2 separate regions of the Homo sapiens genome follow, and region 2 is linked to region 1. A link is an interaction called in ENCODE POLR2A ChIA-PET data of the cell type or tissue named here. Cell type or tissue: B cell. All regions are shown on one strand. Each heading gives the region's core, and the rest is flanking DNA. Links, peaks and the distances in the headings are about the cores only.

What was found. ChIA-PET counts read pairs that join two places held together with the same protein. Peaks named below come from ENCODE experiments on the same cell type or tissue, not always from the same donor. Only the 100,000 strongest peaks of a DNase experiment are listed, where the experiment ranks them.
Region 2: POLR2A ChIA-PET joins it to region 1 with 7 read pairs; 2 of 35 experiments call an interaction of 5 or more read pairs at or near these places.

What each region holds. Positions count from the first base shown.
Region 1 is chr14:68,213,777-68,219,163 of GRCh38, forward strand. The region is part of intron 7 of RAD51B (RAD51 paralog B); the gene reads left to right. Among named protein-coding and RNA genes, the nearest start is that of RAD51B, 400 kb to the left of the region's middle. In B cell, for the core only: no CTCF peak of the experiment used is centred there; a DNase peak (open chromatin) is centred at 2,025; H3K27ac peaks cover 1,449 bases.
Region 2 is chr14:68,351,629-68,357,015 of GRCh38, forward strand. All of the region lies in intron 8 of RAD51B (RAD51 paralog B), which reads left to right. Among named protein-coding and RNA genes, the nearest start is that of RAD51B-AS1, 330 kb to the right of the region's middle. In B cell, for the core only: no CTCF peak of the experiment used is centred there; no DNase peak of the experiment used is centred there.

The sequences.
Region 1 (5,387 bases), core at 124-5,123:
GTCTGGATTTACATCCTAAGAGGAAAAACGGTGAACTAATGTCAGGCTGGAAAAGAGAAAAACCAAAGAGGAATATGAAGACAACCTTCAAATATTAACATAGTTACATGATGAGAAAGAGTAGATGCCATTGGTGTCTAAGAGAGTAAAAAAATCACTTCTCATTCCCTGTTGAGAAATGGACTCTGGCATCAGGTTGATGGAGAACAAAATGTCAGCTTTATTCCAGTAAAACCATATTAGAGAATGTGGCCTGATCTGTGGCTACAATCAGGCCTTTTATACCCTTCCCTAGTTAAACACACTCTCAGAGTCAGGTAAGGCCCTGGACAACTGTTGTTTGCAGGAGGAGGGCAGTTCCTGTGTGAAGGAGAAGGAGAAAGTGTGCATCCTGAAGCCAGGGGTGCACCTGACTTCTCGACTGTGAATGAGAGAGGAGGAAACCTAGTTCATATCTGCACAAAAATTCTTTTTGGTATCCTTGAAGTGGGCTGAAACAAAAAAGATCAAAATGTTACTCTAGCAGGAGGCCACTCATGGAAACCTTAGGCAGGGGAATTGTGTTACCCCTGGTACTTACCAACTTTAACTTCAGTGGGGCAACCAAGCCAATGGAGCACTCTTATCTCTGAAATGTTTGGCCTCTGTACAGAATGATGTGAAAAAGAATCTTCTAGCATGGGGAGGTGGAGGGGAGGGATGTCTAGATTACTTCTACGGCCCCCACTCCCTAAGATTCTTTTGAAATCAGTTAAGACACGCATAAATAAAAAAACTCCAAGTAAAGCATGTCAGTATTTTAAAGGCTTATTTGTTTGAGCAATGAGAGATGATCAGTGTTCTAAGTGCTATGGTTCATCATGTTCTGGAGGTGGCTTTGTTCCAACTGTTTGTTCACGAGTGTTTTGAGTTAAAGGGAATTACAGTCTACAAATTTATGCACATGGCACTTCACAGAATAGAAGAGGCCAACTTCTGGCCTCTTATACCCACATGCAACAAATACAGCTCGTGTCCTTCCCCCAGGACTCAATTTGTAAGCCTCTTTATTGCATTGTGCTGTAGTAAAAAATTCTCAGTTTTGTGGGCAACCTGTGAAACCAGCCTTCTTTTATTTCAACTTTGTTGTTTTGCCTTTATACTGTGAATTAAATGAATCCTTGGGGGTTCTAATTATATTATGGAAAAAAGAACTTGATATTCTGAGAAGCTGAAGAACAATTTGTTTTCCTCAGCTAGGTATTTAGGACTTTTAGGATTTAGTTACCATTTTCAAAAAACTTGAAGAAGATTAATTATCTCCATTGCCTCAAATGACAAAGATAGTATGTTCAATTCTCTCCTGAGTTATCATCATAATAACCCTATATTCTTAATATGGCCTTTTATATTTTACAAAGTTTCTCAATAGGGAATGAGAAGAAAGTGATTTTTTAATCTCTTAGACACCAATGGCGTCTACTCTCCCTTATCATATAACTATCTTAATATTTGAAGGTTGTTTTCATCTTCCTCTTCAGTTTTTCTCTTTTCTCTTTTACCACAATAATCATCACAAATAATCCTGTTTGGAAGGTGGAGAAGAGGAAGCAAGACAGATATTATTGTACCCATTTCAGAAATAAGGAGAATGGAACTCAGAGAGTGGTGGTGGGAACAATTAACAAATGTTTTCTGAGCACCAATCTGTTCCAACTACCTGCAGTAGTGCATTTAATCCTTATAATAGTTCCGGGAGTTAGGTGCTATTATCCCCATTTTGAGATGAGGAAACTGTGGCTCAAAGTGTTAGTTGCCCAAGGTCATGCAGTATTAAGTAGAAGAACCAAAATTAGACCCAGGCTTTCTGGTTCTGAAATCCATACTCTTAAGCACTAGGTTGTTACCACTGGAGAGGTTATGAACGTGCCCAAAGGCACTGGCTGCCTAGTAGCTGAGGCAGGGCCAGAACCTGTCTTTAGACTGCTTAGCACATCTTCTAGATCCTGTAGCTGCTTCACTGGTTTTCATTAACTTTGGGGTTTTTCAATACAAAAAGAGGAAACAAATGAAAGCTGAGCCGAATTTTGCTTTTGTAACATAGAGGAACTTACTCAGTACCAAGGATAATCTGAGGCTCTTATGGGATTTTTTTAAGTGCCCAGTGTTGTTTCATATTCTGTTTATTCTTCACCACCACCACCAGTAAATGCAGGTGGTTCTTGTCTCATAGTGATTCACATGTGGGTTTATGCCAGGTACACCTATTTTACTACTTTTGGCATTTATAAGGGCAATATGTTTCTGAACTAATTTGGGGAAAATAAGTTCTTATATTAATTGTAGCAGAAAAACAAATGGGAAAGTCAGTGAGGTTCAATGCAAAGAGCTCAGACCAACCTTTGGCATCAGCCCAAGCAGAGTTGGAAATCCCAGCTTAGTCTCTTCCTAAAAGAGGGACTTTAAGTGAGTTACTGAAGCTCTCTAAAAACCTATTTCTTTATTTTAAACTGGAGATAACACTTGACTCATGCGTTGCGTTTGTTAGAGAGAACAAATGAAAAAGGTCGTTAAGGGTTTATTGGCAGTGAACTGTATGGTAGGTGCTGTGCTTGTGTTTGCTTCACTTAATCCTCATGACAGCCCTAGGAGATAGGTATTATTATCACCTCCTGACAGTTAAGGAAATTGAATCTTAAGGACATGTGATAACTTTCCTAAAGTGAACTCTACCTTAATGTGTTGGAAAAGAGTGTAGCAAATCAAATATATCATTCAGTTTCTCCAAAGCCATGAAATGTCTTTAAGTCTCCCTGAAAGATTTCCCAAATAAGGCTGTCAAAGTCTTCTTAAAGAATCCCATCTAAGTTCTATTATCCCAGTGGTTCCTTTATCTTTTTATTTCTTGCCATAAAATTAAATCTAGAATTACAAAGAAGTATTTCAAAGTATATATAATATTCCTCTGTTTTATGGATTTACATATCACCTCCTCCATCAGCAGGGATTAGGAGGGGTGTAAATACTTGGATAGGGCTCTTTTCCTTGGACTTCCTCACCTCCATCAACAGGGGTCAAGAGGAGCCTGGACAGTAATCCCTGTCCGACCCCCCTCTCAGCCTAATCACTACTATTTGCCTCAAACAATCTTATTTCATGAGGCCTTTGATCAATGTTGAGATTAGTCACTGTAAGAAGCCTGACTTGTAGGAAACCTTTTACCTCCCAGACTCTAATTCTTCTATTCCGTTTCTCCCCAAGTCCTGTGTCCTCTGGAATTCAGAATCTGTCATTGGCAAGATCTCCTGTGTTCTCAACCCCTTCTCAGAACAGTCCTTTCACCTTCCCACTCTAAACTGAACTGTGGCTGTCGCCTAAGGATGCTGCCTCCCCTGCTGCTCTCCTAAGTGGTGGTAGTGTTATCTTCCCCAGTCTCCTATGACAAGGCCTGGAGGTGGGCTAGGTGTCCTCTTTCTTGTTCCCCACTGCTGCTTTCAGACCATTCTTCATCTCCTCTTTTCTAAATCCAGCCCTCCTCCCCCTTAAAATCTTATGTTATCAGTTATCTATAGACCTCTGTGAGCTTAATCCTACGCAATGTAAAGGCATATCTTTCTGGCCAATCAATATGGAGTTTATGGCACTTTTATAAAGAAAGTGGATAATGGCCTCCTGATCAAGAACATAACTGCTATTTTCATTAGTCGGTACTCTATGATGCGGGTGCATGGTCCAGGGGAAGTGGGTTCAGGCCCATCAGACTGACTGAGAGTTGAGTTCTTTACCCACTCAGAGTCAAGAATTGTGGTATGGGGGGAAGCACTGTGTGAAGCATCCTACAGGGGTCTGTTCTGAACACTGAAAATGTACAGTCCCTGTCCCAGAGTGGCATTCTCAAGATTTTTTTCTTGATGGGACTTGTGTGGCTATGGGCCAAATTAAATTTAATATAAGCCTGACTCTCATAGCCTTTGTAGAGGAATGAAACCAGAAGAATTTGGAGCAGAGAGTCGGGCACTCATAGAATATTTTTCTAAAACAGAGGAAGTCATGGAAGACTCAGGGTCTAGAGTATAAAGTGTTTGTTACTTAACTTTGAAAGGACAACTTTGTATAATTTAGCAAAGCCTTCTTGTTTAAGATTAGTCTCTAATAAGTAAGAGGGCCTTGCTGGATTTCTTCATAATTCTCAGTAGTTACCAGAAGTCAGAACTATTCCTTATCTGTAAGTAACAGGTCTTTAGATTATAGACCTAGTGGGGATATAACTTTAATGTTGTACAGTTAAATCAACTTCACACTATTTACAAGACATGTCATACAACACTGAAAACAAGAAATTAGAGTATGTGGAAACTATGCTACTAAAATTAAGCAGCATAAGGAAAATTAATGTAAGCCTATAAGTCACAGCTTGACTTCTGTTTCAGCAGCTGACCCAGAGGCAATGAAGCCAAAAACAATTTTAAGACCTGTTCTGTTCTGACTTGTAAAGATTATTTGATGTTAACCCCATACCCTTATCCCCTTTCCAAGTGAGTACCAGGGGTTAGGAAAAAGATATAATATTGCCTGGCTCATTTCTAATCAAACTTTAATGCTGGCTTCAGCAAGGCCAGATGCCTACTTTTTGTAAATATCATTGGCAGTTGGCAGTACATTTCATTAACAGTTTTTATGGCTATCAGTAGTATTTTTGATACTCTGAGGATGAGCACTAGAGAAATATGTGCTTGCTGAAAAGCCTGCTAATCTCTGTGTGATAACTTAATTTTGCTATTACCTGAATGTAAGTGCTATTGATGTGGCATTAGCATTGATTTCATAGCTATTTAATAAAGAGACAGAAACTTCAAATGCATAATTATGACATCAATATATGAATCTTTCTTTAGAGATGAAAAACACATAGTTAAAAACTGTGAAAAACTGCCCTGCTTATATCAGAAAACTTATACTTCTCTGTTGAAAAAATAGGCAACTAAAATAGTTTACAATATAATCTAAAAGGATGAATTGGTGGAATTTTCAGTATAACTGGAAGGTATGATGTGTTAGATAGTGGGGAGAGTGTATATATATTATCAAGCCACAATATTACAACCTGACACTATTAGATATAATAGATTATGCAGCCAAAAATGTGGTCATGGACAGTGATAGGGGAGCAGAATGGTTCGGTAAAGTACCAAGTCTGGTGACAGGACAATGGGAAAATTTCTGCAGCCTGATGGTCTGGGTAGTTGGATATAAGTCTGACAGCAGAGATACTTTCATATTTAGGGAAAACCTGCAAAATACTGAAAAGATTAATAAAGAGAAAGGGAACTTCTAAATAGCTAAAACTCCCGGCAGAGCAGCATAGCTGACAGAGCACCATAATCTTGCGTATCAGAGCTTCTCAATTC
Region 2 (5,387 bases), core at 332-5,331, 140 kb after region 1:
CCACCTGAAGAGAGAGGAGGCATTGATTAGAGGAGAGCGCTCTATGGAGAGGAGTCAGCGTGGACACTGAGACTGCAAGAGTGAGGGAATGTGCGGGATTAGACCACAGTCAGGGAGCAGAACACAGTGGGGTTTTTGGTCTTTATTCTAAGAGCAAAGAAAAGCTATTGACCTGTTTCTAGCAAAAGATGGGGTAAGGTAATGAGATTTGCTAGTTGGAAAGATCCCACTAGCTGCAGTGTAGAGAATGAATTAGATGGGTGAAGAGGGACCCCTGCCAGGAGGCAGATGCAATTGTCCATGGGGGATATTCTGGTTTCTTTGCACTGGAGTAATGAGGATGGGGATGAAAAGAAGGGAATATGTTTAAGAGCTGATAATGAGCTTGGCCTTGGCAACACTGAGTTTGATGCACCTTTGAGATACTAAGGAGACATACCAGGAAGATATAGGTGTACTGGAGCTCACTGAAGAGGTCTGGGCTGGAGATAAACAATTGAGTCATCTCCTTATAGGTGATAATTGAGCCATAAAAGTGGATAAATAAATATAAGTTGAATGAATGATAGAATTAATGAATAGATGGTATTGGGTGAGGAAAGAGCACAGAGTAACGAGGGCTTAAACAACGTTGTGGTGCTGTATTTCTGTAACTATTACTTATCAGTTGTGAGACTGGACAAAGTGATTTTCCTCTGGCCAGGTCTGATGCCTCCTATGGACACATTCTGAAAGCCAGCAGGAACCTAGAAAGTGACCAGGCCACCCCCTTGCCCACATAGAAACATGTCTGCTAACTCTTCCACCTTACCAATAGGTGGATTCCAAGAGTTCACATAAAAGGTGGTTGTTTGGATTGTAGAAGTCTCTTCCCAAAAGAAACTCCTATTTTCCTAGGGAGATGCCACCATAGACCCTAATTAACCAAGGTCCTTTCTGTGAGACATTATGTTCAATAGGACCTTGAGGTGTTACAAACTATTTCCTCACAGATGCCTGGGCATAGGCCTGGACTCTTCCCCAGAATCCTCCCATCCCACTTGCCAGGCACTGAGAAACAGGACTTTCCACTTGTTTGTCACTGGCAAGGACTTCATGGCTTCAGAGAGGGAGCTCCAGGGGTTTCTGGGACACTTACCAGTATAAATTCCCTGAGGTTCTTCTAAGTCTGTGCTTGAATTCATTCATTCATTCCCTTCTTATCTTTTCTGAGGACCCCAAGAATTGGCCTGCCTGTGTCCTTTGCTTTTACTTGCAGCAGGTGGGGGTCTGGCACGGTCGGGGGAAGGGTTTTGATGGGAAAAGTGAGGCTGGTACTATTTTTCCTCCCATGTTTAGCCTATAGAGTATAGTCATAAAACTTTTCCTCAATGTTTCAGTCCTGAAGCAAGCGCACAGCTCATTGGAAGTTTCTAAGGATTTTTATTATTAGCAATGTCAGAAAGCAAGTTGAAAGCAAAACAGCCCCCTCTGGGCCTCTTCCCTAGCCTTTCCTTATTTTGTGTTGCTTTCCTCACACCCAGGAGGAACACATATCCCAATTCCTGAGGACAGTCCTGATTTGCAACTGGCATCGTGGCACAACTGCCAATAGTACCACCTTTAAAAAGTTTAGACACTGAATTATGGTCATGCTACTTAACCCCATAAAGAAAAATAAAGTAATGCATTGGGGGTAATAGTGGATTTACAAAAGACTACAATAATCTCGATCTGCATTTTAGCGAGAGGATATGAGCCACAGAGTGATTTCTTTGGTATTTTGTCCCAACAGCTGGACTGGGCCTCTATGTGTGTAGGTGAGGGATGGGGTACAGAGAGGAGGACTTGTGGGAAGTGCTGGAATATCAGGGCTAGAATATTGCCACAGAAATGTGTCTATTTTTTCTCCTGTCTCTTTCTCAGTAACCAGATCTACCTTGGAAGACTCAGACTGGCACTTTGGCAAGGTGAGATGAAAAATCAGGGCTGAGGAAGGTGCATTTGCAGGCACTGTGGGGTCCACAGCAGAGAGGATAAAAACGTGGAGGCAGAGGTGCATCCGAGTCATAATAGCACAGAGCCGGGCGTTGGGGTTGGGGCCTGAGCCATTGTTGTCTGGCTGTCGCAGCAGGGGGAAAGGAGGACAGAAGTGTCAATGTTTCGTTTAGAATTTTTCTAAAAAGTTGCCACTTTGGGTGAAGGGCTCAGTAAGACCTTCCCCTCCACACTCCACATAACTATGCTTCTATTAGAAGTATTCTGAGCAGTTCAGGCCTTCCACGTGGTGGAACTGTGTGGGGTACCCTCAAGCCCATGGGTCTCTAGGGGTTGTGCCTAAGTCACATGTATACGTTCCACCTGTGATGTTAGGCAAGCAAGCATATGATCCTTTCTCATCACCACTTCCATGAAACAAAGACATTTTAGAACTGTTGACGATAGCAATGTTTTCTCGACAAAGAGATTACTTGTAAAGTAGTAAAGAACATTAGAAAAAGGAGCTATAGTCATATGGTCACTGTTCTTTGTGGTGCTATATAGGTGGTGTGTATATTATAAGAACTTTTGTGTCTTCCAATAATGTTTTTTGGTTTTTGGTTTTTTGGTTTTTTTTTTTTTTTTTTTGAGATGGAGTCTCGCTCTGTTGCCAGTCTGGAGTGCAAGGGCACGATTTCGGCTCACGGCAACCTTCACCTCCCAGGTTCAAGCGATTTTCCTGCCTCAGCCTCCAGAGTAGCTGGGACTACAGGCACACACCACCACGCCCAGCTAATTTTTACTGTTAGTAGAGACGAGGTTTCACCATGTTAGCCAGGATGGTCTCGATCCCTTGACCTCGTGATCTACCCACCTCAGCCTCCCAAAGTGTTGGGATTACAGGCGTGAGCCACCGCGCCTGGCCCCAATAATGTTTTAAACGAGTAAAATGAAGTTTGTCACTTCTGCATGCTTACAAGCTTAAACATCAAAAGAATTGGCCAGGTGTGGTGGCTCACACCTGTAATCCCAGAACTTTAGGAGACGAAGTTGGGAGGATCACTTGAGTCTGGGAGTCCAAGACCAGCCTGGGCAACAAAGCAAAATCTGTCTCTACAAAAGATTTATTTTTTAATTTTTTTTTTTTAATTATTAAGAATCCAAAGAGTTTATACATTTAGGTGGGAAAGGTAACCCTTGGGAAGCCCTGGGCTAGCCTCTCGGCTTGCTCATGATTCAAGTAGCAAAAAGAAGTAGTGGACTCAGGACAGAATTTTGACGTGGGAGCCCCATTTCAAGCTCTGAGGTCTGAAATGCCAAGTTTAAGCCTCTTGGCCTCATTGTGACTCGATTTCCCTTTCTGTGAAATGAGAAGATAATCCCAGTATTAGGGTACTATCCGAGTACCTTCAGGCTTTTTAGGAAGAACTCTAGTGAGTAAGCTCTCTGGCTGTAGAGGGGACCGTGATGCACAGTAAAAAGAACCCCATCTTGTCACTGGAGGGATATAGGCAGCCGCCCAATGGGAGCTCCCATACTGTAGAGATGGCACTCTTGCTTTGGTGGGACTAGTACAGATGTATTTTTTATGTCCCATTTCTTATGTTGCCTATTTTTTGGAGACATATTTGTTTGTTAACTCTTTGAGTTTCATAAAGAAAACATTAATACAAATTTTATTGAGTGGTAGGTTAGCTCCAATATCCTCAAAATAGATTGAGCATTTTAGAATTCACCTTAATGTTACCTGGAATGCAAAAAGATTTGCCTAAAACGTTTAGCTCCTCATTTTGTTACTGGCTTCATTCTGATTTTGGAAACAACAGAAAGTAAAGTGGAACTGGGGTTTTGGGTCTATTAGATTCTCCAATTTAATCTCGCCCATCTATTCCTGATATTAATAAACTCTTTCTAATATCAGTTGGCCATGGTTGTCATTCTGGTAAATACCTCCCTGGAACCGGACTGAATAAAATTCATGAGACTTGCTGGTCACAGCTGGAGATTGGTTCAGTGGTTTGGGTTTTTTTTTCTACCAAAGTGAAAATAGAATTATTGTTATTATTGTTTTCTAGTTTTAAAATGACTAAAAGTACAAAGGAAAAATGGAAAAGTCAATTTAAATCCTACTGCTGAGAGAAATAACATTTTGGTGAGCAACTCTCCAGATCACTCTCAGAATGTGCATATTATACTTCCATGTGCCATTGTTAGAAAACAAGAGTGTACTTTCTCATTGTGGACAACTCTATGTCCATAAATAATGACACCATTAATTATAGTGACAGTATATAATATTCCATTAAACAGCTGTGCTATTATCCATTTATGCATTTCCCAATTATTATTCATTTAGGTTTTTTTATATTGCTTACTATCATTTAAAAATTGCAGTAAACATTCTTTTACATCCAGATTTCCAAATTTGTCTAATTATCTCCCAGGTTATATAGCCATATCTTGAGGATATTGTAGACATGGTTCCAGACCATTGCAATAAAGTAAATATTGCAATAAAGTGAAATACATTTTTTGGTTTCCCAGTGCATATAAAAGTTATGTTGGCCGGGCGCGGTGGCTCACGCCTGTAATCCCAGCACTTTGGGAGGCCGAGGTGGGCGGATCACAAGGTCAGGAGATCGAGACTATCCTGGCTAACAGGGTGAAACCCCGTCTCTACTAAATAAATACAAAAAAATTAGCCGGGTGCAGTGGCGGGCGCCTGTGGTCCCAGCTACTCCGGAGGCTGAGGCGGGAGAATGGCGTGAACCCAGGAGGCGGAGCTTGCAGTGAGCCGAGGTTGTGTCACTGCACCCCAACCTGGGCGACAGAGCGAGACTCCGTCTCAAAAAAAAAAAAAAAAAAAAAGTTATGTTTACACTCTACTCTATTAAAAGTGCAATAGTATTATATTTTTTAAAAACAATATAGATTACCTAAATTTAAAATACTTAATTGCTAAAAAAAAAAATGCTAGGGATCATCGGAGCCTTCAGTGAGTTATAATCTTGCTGGTGAAGGGTCTTGCCTTAGTGTTGAAGGTTGCTGACTGTTCAGGGGGTGGTTGCTGAAGGTTGGAGTGGCTGTAGCAATTTCTTAAAAAATGACAATAGGCCGGGCGCGGTGGCTCACGCCTGTAATCCCAGCACTTTGGGAGGCCGAGGCGGGCGGATCACGAGGTCAGGAGATCGAGACCATCCCGGCTAAAACGGTGAAACCCCGTCTCTACTAAAAATACAAAAAAAATTAGCCGGGCGCGGTGGCGGGCGCCTGTAGTCCCAGCTACTTGGGAGGCTGAGGCAGGAGAATGGCATGAACCCGGGAGGCGGAGCTTGCAGTGAGCCGAGATCCCGCCACTGCACTCCAGCCTGGGCGACAGAGCGAGACTCCGTCTCAAAAAAAAAAAAAAAAAAAAATGACAATAATGA